Regions from separate parts of the Homo sapiens genome. Here region 1 is linked to region 2. A link is a contact called in ENCODE Hi-C data. All regions are on one chromosome and are shown on one strand. The core of a region is the stretch at or near the end of the contact, and the rest is flanking DNA. Distances in the headings are between cores, read along the strand shown. Region 1 has its middle 4.9 kb from the start of MIR548H5. Region 2 has its middle 130 kb from the start of MOXD1.

Region 1 (5,699 bases), core at 2,861-5,360, 480 kb before region 2:
AGTTGAAGGCCATGGGATTCTGATGACATCCATTCTCGGAGTATGTGAGTTTTCATGCTTAGGAGCCTAGATAGAGGGTCTGGGCTGCTATATTAGTTTTCTAGGGCTGTGATAGCAAAGTACCAAAAACTGGGTATCTTAAAATGATAGATGTTTATTCTGTCACTGTTTTGGGTGCTGGAAGTTCAAAATGAAGCTGTCAGAAGGGCCATGCTCTCTCTGGAGGCTCTAGGGGAGAATTCTTTCCTGCTAGTTCCTAGCTTCTGGTGGCTCCCAGCAATCCTGGGTGTGGCTTGGCTTGCAGCTGCATAGTCCCAACCTCCATCTACACTTGGAGTTCTTCCTCTGTGTCTTCATATCATTTTCCCTCTGTGCATGTCCGACTTGTGTCTGTGTCCAAATTTCCCTTCTTTTATAAGGACAGCAGTCACTGGATTAGAGCCCACCCTAACACAGCATGACTTCATTAACTTAACTAATCCCATCTGTAAAGATTCAATTTCCAAATAAGGTCCTATTCAAATGTACTTGGGGTTAGGATTTCAACACATCTTTTTGGGGGACACAATTTAAACCATAACTACTGCATAGGTCATGAGGTTAAGACATGATGGAGCCCGGCATGGCAGTGAATGCCTGTCCCAGCTACATGGGAGGCTGAGGCAGAAGGATCAGTTGAGCCAGGAGTTTGAGGCCAGCCTGGGCAACATAGGGAGATCCCTGTCTCTTAAAAAAAAAGAGACATGATGGATGTTGGATGTGATAGACTGGGATAAAAGAAAAGAATTCAAGATCATGTTAAAGAACAGGAGTAGTGGAAATGCAGGTTGGCTGAAAGAATAAGTGGCTCTGGTCAGAAACTAGAGTATTGAAGTTTATATTTTCAGAGGGTAGGCAGTTCCAGGTGGATATTAGATCCAGAGTGGAGCCGTGACCTGCTGAGAAGAGTGAGCAGAAAGATTCTCAGATTTAGCAGGTAAAGGAACATCATGACCATGAACATTAGCATTGCCCATGATCATGGTAGGAGTTAGAGTATGAAGAAATTCTGTGGGCAAGATATAAGTGATATCTGTTAATAATCGGCGGTGATCAGAAGAACACAAGAGAATAATCAGGAAAGAAGGAAAGGACGATATAACCCAAGGATTTCAGGAGTATGAAAAAGGAATAGTCAACAAAGCTCTTAACAGCTTGGTCTACATCCATTTTAATGTCACATATCAGGCTTTCACCTAACGGTTTCAACAGTCACAGATGATCATTGCCCAGATCTGTTATTGCATTAGGGGTTGTAAACAGATGGTATTCCAATTCTATCACTCTTTTGTTATTTATTAGCTGAATTTTGATACAAAGAATAATAGTCTCTCATCAATTATTTGGTTATCCTGAGGTACTATTCAAATAGGAAGAATAAGATAAATGCTTTATTTATTCCATTTATGTATCAATTCTCAGAATAATGAGTTTGTTTCTTACCATATTCCAAAGGTGATAAATCAAAAAGATAAAAATTATTTTTGTTAATTTATGTATTTAAGGTGATCCAAATCAAAATACTAACATGATATTTTAATTATGTCAGTTTATTCTAAGTTCATAAGGAAAAACGAAAAGGTAAAACTTGCTAGAAACACTTCGGGAAAAGAATTATAATGAAGGAAGAGTAGATGTAGCATACATTAAATATGTTACAAGGCTGTAATAATTAAACAATGTGGTTCAGTTATGTAAATATGTCAGTAGAGAACCTCAAAATAGTCTTCAGCACAAATACAATTCAGTACATGATAAAAGAAATATATAATATTTTCCAAAGATGCTTGCAATTTTCTTTGTATGATCTGATTTTGACACTTCTCACTCCTACAAGTTAACTTTGTGTTTCATTTTCTTGACTTTGCATGGGCTTTGTGACAAATGTGGAGGTGACACTATGTGACTTTAGAGGCTAGGTCTAAATGTGGTACCTATCACTTGACTCTTGGGAGGAAGTGAACCCAGGCACCATGTTTTGAGGAAGCCCAAGCAGACACATAGAGAGACCACAAATAAGCATTGTGGCTGATAGCCCCAGCTCAGGTCTTAGGTAATAGCCTGTATCAACCAATGAGTGAGAAAGTCTTCAGATAATTCCATCCCCATCACCCCAGCCCTCAAGTATTCCCAGCTGAGGACTCCAGATATCGTGGAGTAGAGACAGCCTTACCTGCTGTGACACTTCTAAATTCCTGACCCACAGAACTTGTGAGCATAATACAATCATGTGCTGCTTAATGATGGGGATATTCAGAGAAATGGGTCTTTAGGTGATTTCATTGTTGTGCGAACATCATAGAGTGTACTTACACAAATCTAGATGGCACAACCTATTACACACCTAGGTGTGTACAAACCTATACAGCATGTTAGTGTACAGAATACTGTAGGCAACTGTAACATAATGGCAAATATTTGAGTATCCAAACTTAGAAAATGTACAGTGAAAACAGGGCATTATAATCTTCTAGGACAACTGTTGGATATGTGGTCCATCATCCACCAAAACACCATTATGTGGCATGCGACTATCTAATGGTTTTTCAGTTATGCCACTAATTTTGGGGTGGTTTGTTATGCAGCTGTGATGACTGGAACAGGTAGGAAAAAGATATTCAACAGATGGTTTTAGAAAAAATAGGTAGCTGTTTGTAAAATAAAACCCATATCTAGAATTAAAAATGACAAACAACTTAGAAGAAAGAATTTTAAGTATGACATAAAAACCTGAAACCAGAAAAGATCAATAAATGTGACTACATAAAAACAAAATATTGCATAGAAAAAATAAACACTTAGGAGCAAAAGTCATGAGTAAAATCAAAAGGCCTTGACTGTATGATGAGTCAATAAGTAAAAGCCCAGGAGCCTGGTAGAAAAATGAACAAACAAAAAGGAATGGCCAATTCCCAGAAGGGGGCAGAGCAAATCATTACATAAAGAATGTCAATCTTATTATCTGAGAAATACAAATAGACCCTTCAATGAGGTACCCTCTTTTCATCCATCAGATTGCAAAAATAAAACTTGAGCAGTATAACCATAGATTTAAAAGCACGAACCCTAAATTAAAAGCCTGCCTGCGTGACTAGTTGTGTCACCTTGGGCAAATGTATTAATCTCTATTTGCCTCAGTTTCCTCATCTATAAAGTGGTAATGAAATAATAGTACTTATCTCTTAGAGTTCTGTGAGGATTAAGTGACTTAATGTATATAAATCATTTAGAATAGCGCCTAGAAAGTAGTAGATACCAACATGTGGCTGCTATTATTGTCATCACTATATATTGAGAAGTTGTGGGGGTGGGACAGGATCTGTCATGCATTGCTTGTGGGAGAGTAAATCCATTCACCCTACGTAGAGGACTATTTGCAAGGATCTTTAGAGACTTAAAAAAGTGACCCAGCATTTTCACTTGTAAGTGTGAATCCTACAGATGTAGTCACACTGGGAAATACGGTATGTGCAAAGATATTCTCTGTAACATTCTTAGGAGTTACAAGATTGGAAACAACCTCATATCCAACTCTATACAAAGGGCATTGGTTTAAAATGTAGTTCATTGGTAAAATGGACTGTAACGAAAGGACTGGAAACCTTTTAGGTTTCTCATGAAAAGAGATGGTGATCCCTGCCTCAGGCAGAGGACTGATGGAGGCACAGCTCTCTAGGTGGTTCTGTTTTGTCAGCCCAAGTGAAGTAGTCCCAAGTGGAGACAATCTGCAATCACATAGCTCAGTGCCTAGCATATTTTAAATGTCCAATAAGTGGCAGCTGGTATGATCTTATTATTTATCATTATTTATTTTCTTGACATAATAGAGTCGCATGGCAACAAGGCTCTCTATGAGGCACCTGTGATTGTTTTTTTCAATGCCCGCTTGAATCATGATTAGCTTGAAGCCCAAATTTGCTCCGCAAAAGCAACTCCACCTCTCGCAGGGGCTGCCAGACTGGGCTGTCATCAGCAGCTGTTTCCCAGTGGGCCCTAGTCACAGCTTACTGCCAAAGAGCATACTTGAGTGAATCCTTAAAGTCCTTTTTGTCTCTGTGATTATTTCACTGTGTTTATAATACAGCAACTGCTGGAGAGCTGAGCTGCCCATTCATCTCTTGTGGCAGCCTTAACTCTGAGCTGAGGAGCTTACTGCTTCCTTGTGGACAGACTGATAACAGCCTCACATTGTGACCTACAGAGTTTCCATCCCCGTTTTCAAAGATACATAATAATTTACTAAAATAAAAACTTGCTGCCTTTTACAGTTTGTGATTCACAAGATTCAAATATCTCTATTCTGAAGAAAGTGTAAAAATAATCAAAATGCATCTTTATATTTCACTTTTTCCATTTGCACAGAACTTATTCCTATGAAATGTCTACACAAGTTCAACTTTTTATGTTTGAGGAGAAAAAACAAAAGACATTCATTTCCCTATTACAGCCCTCAATAGAATACTTGCTACTTACAGTATCTCAGAACTGAAGTTAAATCAAAACAAAAAATATCTTTACTGATTTCCTTCCTCAAAATCATTCTGTGTCTTGCTTTCTTTTCCAATCTCCTTTCAAATGTATAACTTTTAAAATTTGCTGCAACTTCCACTGTTTCAAAATATATATTTGAATTTATTTTCAAATGTATATGACTTAATTTACTGCTTCTCTCCCTAATTTTCAAATGCAAATACCCAAATCACTTTTCAAGTGTATATTTTCATTTATTAGCCCTTTGAAGTTGGTTTACTTATGAGTTCAAATGCCTTCCTCCTCTCTGATTTATAAAACTGTATCTGGCAGTGTTGAGGGACCTTGAATTATTCTCATCTATAAAAGGGAACCCATAAAATTGGTGGCTTAAGAACTGATGTATGAATAGTCTTCAGTTGGTGACTCATGGCCAATCTGTCTCATTTCCTCCTATATACACATTTTACACGACCACCAAAATTCATGTTTCAAAATTATCTAGGTCTGTGGTCTTATTTCCACTTCCTTTAGTTCTAAGCCCTACTTTTCACTCAAATCTTGGTTCAAGCATCACTTTCTCAGGGAACACTTCTTTGACCACATCCTACTCCTGCTACAGATTGGTTCAGCTACATACATCCAGTTATATGTTCTCCTTGCCCCTGGTCCTTTTTCACCAGAGTATTTATTACAACTTTTACAATTATAATTCTCTGCACTTCATTTGATTCATATCTATGTCTCTTCACTAGACTAAACTTGAGGAGCCTGATGTTCTCTTACTCTTGGGTACTGTGCCTAGAATAATGCTTGCCTCATTGTAAGAACTCTGTTAAATATTTGGTGAATAAATGAATTTTCTTAAAAAATCAATGAACAAAGAGGTGAAAAATAAATGAATGGCTAAAGTTCCCAGCACCATGGTTACCACATGGTGGCACTTAATAAAATGATAGCTATCATTATTGTTAGTTCCCATTCCTGATCAGATCAATTTGTTGAGTGTTCCAGTTTGTGGAAGATGTGATTATGCTTTCAGAAACTGGAAGTCGGCCGGGCACAGTGGCTCATGCCTGTAATCCTGGCACTTTGGGAGGCCAAGGCAGGTGGATGACCTGAGGTCAGGAGTTTGAGACCAGCCTGGCCAACCTAGTGAAACCCTGTCTTTACTAAAAATACAAAAATTA
Region 2 (5,743 bases), core at 2,708-5,207:
TATCAATCTCTTATAGCTGATGCATTTCTCACATGGCTTTTTTACCGGTGTGGCAGTATTGTCTGATGATATATTTAGTACTAACTTTGAAGCCTCACCCAAAATTTAAGCATTGTATGTTCTCAAAAAATAAGGTGACCCCAAAATCATGGTCAGGTGTTAGAATGGGGGCAGGATTAAGAGCATGAATAATAATTTTGTGGAATTACTGAAAATCCCTCAGTCCATTATATAAATGAAAGGTCAATCCACAAAAGAACGTGCAACATATTTTGAATTTCTGAGCCAAATATCATGCCTCATTTCTATGGACTCTCACAATCTATTTCTTACCATAGCAAAGAAAATTTATTTCTGAGCTCAGAAGCTATCAACAAAGAAAGCTAAGAGAACTGCCAATTCTATTACTACTGTACAAAGATGAATGACCTCCAGTGAATTAGCCTGAAGACTAATTTAGACACTCAAAGCTAGAGTGTTGGGCAGGGCACAGTGGCTCATACCTGTAATCCCTGCACTTTGGGAGGCCAAGGAGGGTAGATCACTTGAGGTCAGGAGTTTGAAACCAGCCTGGCCAACATGTTGGTGAAACCCCAACTCTACTAAAAATAAAAAAAATTAGCCAGGTGTGGTAATGTGCACCTGTAATCCCGGCTACTAAGGAAGCTGAGGCAGGAGAATCACTTGGACCTGGGAGGCGAAGGTTACGGTGAGCTGAGATTGCACCACTGCACTCCAGCCTGGGCGACAGAGCAAGACTGTCTCAAAAAAAAAAAAGCCAGAGTGTTGTTATAGTGTCATTTACTATAAAAATTAAAATTAAAGGATATGGGGGCTTAAATGAAGAATTTTTAAAAAATAATATCTCTCCAGGCTCATCATTAAAACATATGGTTGTAGAGATGTTGTTTCCCAACAGATATATAAAAATGTTATTCTCTCTTTAATATCCAAATAGTATGTTCCAAAGGCCATTGCATTGGGTTTAGATGGATCACTAGCCATTTTCAGTTGGCAGTTTTCACTTCCTCTTTGAAACCTCAATGCTTTACATTTATAAACTAAAAAGAAACCAGACGTTTTTAAAAACCATGAAGGAAGCTAATCTATACTTTGTAGTAGAATGTTATGATTTCTATTTTATGACTACAAAACTAAATTTAGTTATCCAGCCAATAATGTGTAATATCTTAAGCCAATTGAATCATACTGAGTTCTCAGAAAAATAAATGAAACAAAATGGATTGTTTTAAAGGGAGTAAATCTTACCCCGTAAAAGACAGCTGCTTTTCAAATAACATCAATTGGATTTTTAATATAACCTATTAGGATTTTGTTTTCTTCCTTTTTTGGAGACTTTCTTAGTCAAATATAACAACCAGAATCTACAGCTTGGCTCACTTCTCTGTGAGCATTCTTATGTTCAATTCCCACTATTTTTAGCTTTATGCAGTTGTTCCAAGAACATACCTTTTCTCAGAAAGCAATATTTTCTCTACCTTCAAAGAGAAAATTTAGAAAACGTCAGAAAACACAGAGTCCCTAAAGTGGGATTTGGCCTGCTTTTTAGAACTTAAAAACAATTGGGTATTTTTAGTCCAGTCATTCTAAACCACAAAGGCAACAGCAGAATTTGTTGCTATAACTATATAACTTGACCAGTTGCAAACCGTCAAACATAGACCCCAATCCCATTTAAATGTTTATGTCCCTACTTAATTAACTTACTTTGTTTTGTAATTAGTTCCACATTTTCAGTCTCTTGCAGTTGAGACTGGGCTTGATCGCCTAAAAAATAGTAGCTCAGGCTGGGCGTTGTGGCTCACACCTGTAATCCGGGCACTTTGGGAAGCCGAGGTGGGCAGATCACTTGAGGTCAGGAATTCGAGACCAGCCTGGCCAACAAGGTGAAACCCTGTCTCTACCAAAAATATAAAAATTAGTCAAGCATGGTGGTATGCACCTGTAATCCCAGGTGCTCTGGAGGCTGAGGCTTGAGAATTGCTTGAACTTGGGAGGCAGAGGTTGCAGTGAGCTGAGACTGCACCACTGCACTCCTGCACTCCAGCTGGGGTGACGGAGTGAGACTCTGTTTCAAAAAAAAAAAGAAAGAAAAAAGAAAGAAGAAACAAAGAAAGAAAAAAGAAAATGGTAGCTCAAAACACTCAATTACTATTTTAAAAGCTTTTTCATTAAAAAATTAAGGTGCTCAGCAGCATTTATAACTAACTGGTATCTAATAGTAAGAGAAATTGGCATGAGATAATCTGGCCAATTAACAGTATGCAGTCACTGCATTTATGTTTTATTGTAGGGATGTGACGAGTTATAAATAAGTAAGAACAAGCAATGCTAGTATAAAGTACCTAGAAATACCTGACCTCTTTGAGGTCAGGAGTCAAGTGTTATTCACAGGGATGAAAATTATTACAAATGAAAGCTGACCATGGTGACTTCTACTGCCTAGGGATGGAATAGGTATTTGAATAATTAGTAGTGGAATAAAAAATCTTTATTCCATTCCCTTCCAGTCATAGAAGCTGTTGGAGAAAAGGAAAGGCTGAAATTACAAAGCCTCTGCTATAGGATAAGACCCAGAGCAGGTGATTCTTTTTTGAGAAAGAACAAATTAACAGGTCTTTTGGAGATGAAACGTAGGCTCAGAAGTGAGTGGATGGTGGAAAGGTAACTTGCAAGACACCATTAGGTCATGGGTTAGATAAATGGAGGAGATGGGTAAGCTAGGAAAGGCCTCGATAAAGGCGCAGGGACTGATTAACGTGACCGGACTTACCAGGGCAATGAAGAGACCCAAGAACAAGGATGGGCAATAATCAATTTTGAAATGTTTGCATTCTGTAGCTGTAAAAACCCACTGGGTTGCACCTAAACTTTGGTAAAAGTCTGAAATAAACACAGTGCCACCAGATGGTCTGGTGAACTCTTAATGATTCTCAAGCATTAGCTCAAATGTCTTCCCCTCTTTGTGACTTCATCTGATCCGCTCATCTCTCAGGAAGTCCATCAGAGAAAAGCCATCTCTTTTGGCTCAGTGCTCTCATAGTAAGTACTTCACACATAACTTGCAGAACTTACTTACCTGCATTATAGTATTGCTTTGAGAATCTGTCTCACCTGTTAAGACTATAAGCTATTTTTAGTTAGGAGCTTTTCTATGCATTTTTGTAACCCTCGAATCCTAGTACTCTGCCTGGCTGGCCCCTAATAAGCATTTAATAAATGTTGGTTGAAATCAGTCAAGGAAGCCTTCTAAGAATAAGTGAACTTTTTATAAAGAAAGAAAAGCTAAAAAGAAAAAGCTTCCATAACTTATTAATCAGATAGATATAGCAATAGATAGCTATAGATAGATAGCAGAAATAATTTCATTAAATTAGTAATTAGTGGGGACTTTTAATGTTTTGTAGGTTGTTAATCTGGACACATGGTACCTTGTACGTGAGTCTCTTGGTGGATCGTGTTGCTATTATTTGTTTTCAAAACTTCACTAGATTTGTAAACATCCTGATGCAAAACTATTTGGTATTCCTACATACATACCCAGTAGCTGCATAGGACGTGACATGCATAGTAAGGATGTAGAAAATATTTAGGGAAGGATACAGGAAAGGGAAGGAAGAAAAAGGAAAAGTTTTAGAAGAGTGAAAAAATTTAAAGGGTAAAATTTTGAGACTACGGTATAAAAATATTACAGAGGTGTTTTTTTTTTCCCCATCAGTTTGGGGGTGTCTGGGCCAAAATAAGGCACTCAGACATGCAAGAGTTTCCATCTTGACAGTGATGGATCCAAAAGGGAACCTGATCCTTTGTCTCCTCCTTGTTCCTCAGGTGCCACATATGCATCTGACTAATGTCAAAACAGAAGGCTGGACTCCTTATATAAAAATGTGCTGGCAAGCACTCCTGTGACCTTTAAAATCAATCATTGCAAATGGGTATTCAAGCAAGAGGAAATGATCTACAGCTGGGCGGTTTCTCGTCTACATCAGCTGGCAAAGAGGCAGACATACAATTACAAGCAGCATGATTTTTGTTTTCAGACTCCCTGCCCAAACCTTCCAGTATTTTCCATAGCTTTACTGCAAAAAATAACACTAGCCTCAAGTTTAACAGGATGTGAAAACTCCTTCCATGTCTTGAGACAATTTCCCTCCTATGCTGTTGCTCAGCTGGTTGGTCTCTTCTTACTCAGCCCAGTGTGATTTGCGTAAATTGCTTTAACAGCCAGATATTAAGAGCAAACATTGGCCTTTCTTATTCCTGTGTTCCTGAGTTTTCTCTTTATCCAAGTGCACCTGGCAATTCACCCAAATCACGAGGTATTGCCTAGGTTGTATTTATAAGCTCAGTGTGGGTAAACACAGCTGATCACTGGCCACTAGTTTTCCTTCCTTGCTGGGTCCTTTCCTTTCCCTTTTCAAGGCTGGCTTCCAACTTCCTACCTTTTGTGGCTCCTTCTGGAAGACCATGTGGAGTGGGATGTCAGGCAGCAAATGCAGGACCTCTCCAGATCTTGAAAAACAAACAGAAAAGATGGTTTCTAGAATAATATTGCTCCTTATTTCTCCAAGCTCCTGCTTGTGAAGCTTATCCTTTTTTGTTTCTGAATAGTTGATAGAAATGGACAGTTTCTGTTTTTCCTCTAATGAGGACACACACATGCATGCACAGTCTCACACACACACACCTTCCTGCAGAAAACATATTTTGTTTCTTTGTTTCTTCTTGGAATAGAAAAGAGGAGGTGGGAAGAGGAAGTTGTTTTGTTTTATAGCACATGTTGTTTTAAGGTTAAAAAAAACCCTGATGTATTGGCTTTCAAAAATGTATATTTTTTCATACCAAAAGTATTAGATTGCACATTTAATTGGTGAATCATATGATATATGAATTATATCTCAATAAAGCTATTTTAAAAATCATACTATATCAGAATATTAGATGTAAGTCATTTTTTTCTAAAAGATAAATTTCAAGTACAAGTAAAATAGGTCAGAAAAGACGCTGCTTTCCAAAGCAATGTTAAGCTTTTCCTTGGCTACAGGAACACAGATGTTGTGAAATCCACCCCTAAAAGCCAAAATGGGAAAGGAAAAGACTCACATCAATATTGTCATCATTGGGCTGGTAGATTTGGGCAAGTCCACCCCTACTGATCTAAACATGTGGTGGGACTGACAAGAGACCCTCTGCAAAATGTGATAAGAAGTCTGCTGAGATGGGAAAGGGCTCCTTCAAGTATGCCTGGGCCTTGTATAAGCAGAAAGCTGAGTGTGAACGTGGTGTCACAATTGATACTTCTCTGTGGAAATTTGAGACCAGCAAGTGCTATGTGACCATCACAAGACTTTATCAAAAACATTATTACAGGCACATCCCAGGTAGAATGCGCTGCCTTGATTGTCGCTGTTGACATTGGTGAATTTGAAGTTGGTATCTCTGAGAATGGGCAGACCCCTGAGCACACCCTTCTGGCTTGCATGCCAGATGTGTAACAAGTAATTGTTGTTGTTTACAAAATGGATTTCACTGAGCCACCCTATAGCAGAAGAGACATGAAGAAATTGCTAAGGAAGTCAGCACTTACATTAAGAAAATGGGCCACAGCCCTTACACTGAGGCATTTGTGCCAATTTCTGGTTGGGATGGTAGCAACATGCTGGAGCCATGTGATCACAGGCCTTGGTTTAAGGGATAGAAAGTTTAGGGTAAAGATGGCAAT

The links. A loop is a pair of places that touch in the nucleus more often than their neighbours do.
Region 1: a loop to region 2 is called in a map of Calu3, with 2.5 times the contacts of the local background. The contact joins two enhancer-like sites. A Hi-C loop is called at or near these places in 1 of 168 maps with a recorded cell type or tissue (Calu3).

The regions. Positions count from the first base shown.
Region 1 is chr6:131,784,406-131,790,104 of GRCh38, forward strand. No RefSeq gene overlaps it. Among named protein-coding and RNA genes, the nearest start is that of MIR548H5, 4.9 kb to the right of the region's middle. Within about 2 kb of position 4,111, at least 4 of the 41 ENCODE cell types and tissues checked have a DNase peak (open chromatin) inside an H3K27ac peak, as active enhancers do.
Region 2 is chr6:132,266,879-132,272,621 of GRCh38, forward strand. It overlaps the pseudogene EEF1A1P36. Among named protein-coding and RNA genes, the nearest start is that of MOXD1, 130 kb to the right of the region's middle. Within about 2 kb of position 3,958, at least 3 of the 41 ENCODE cell types and tissues checked have a DNase peak (open chromatin) inside an H3K27ac peak, as active enhancers do.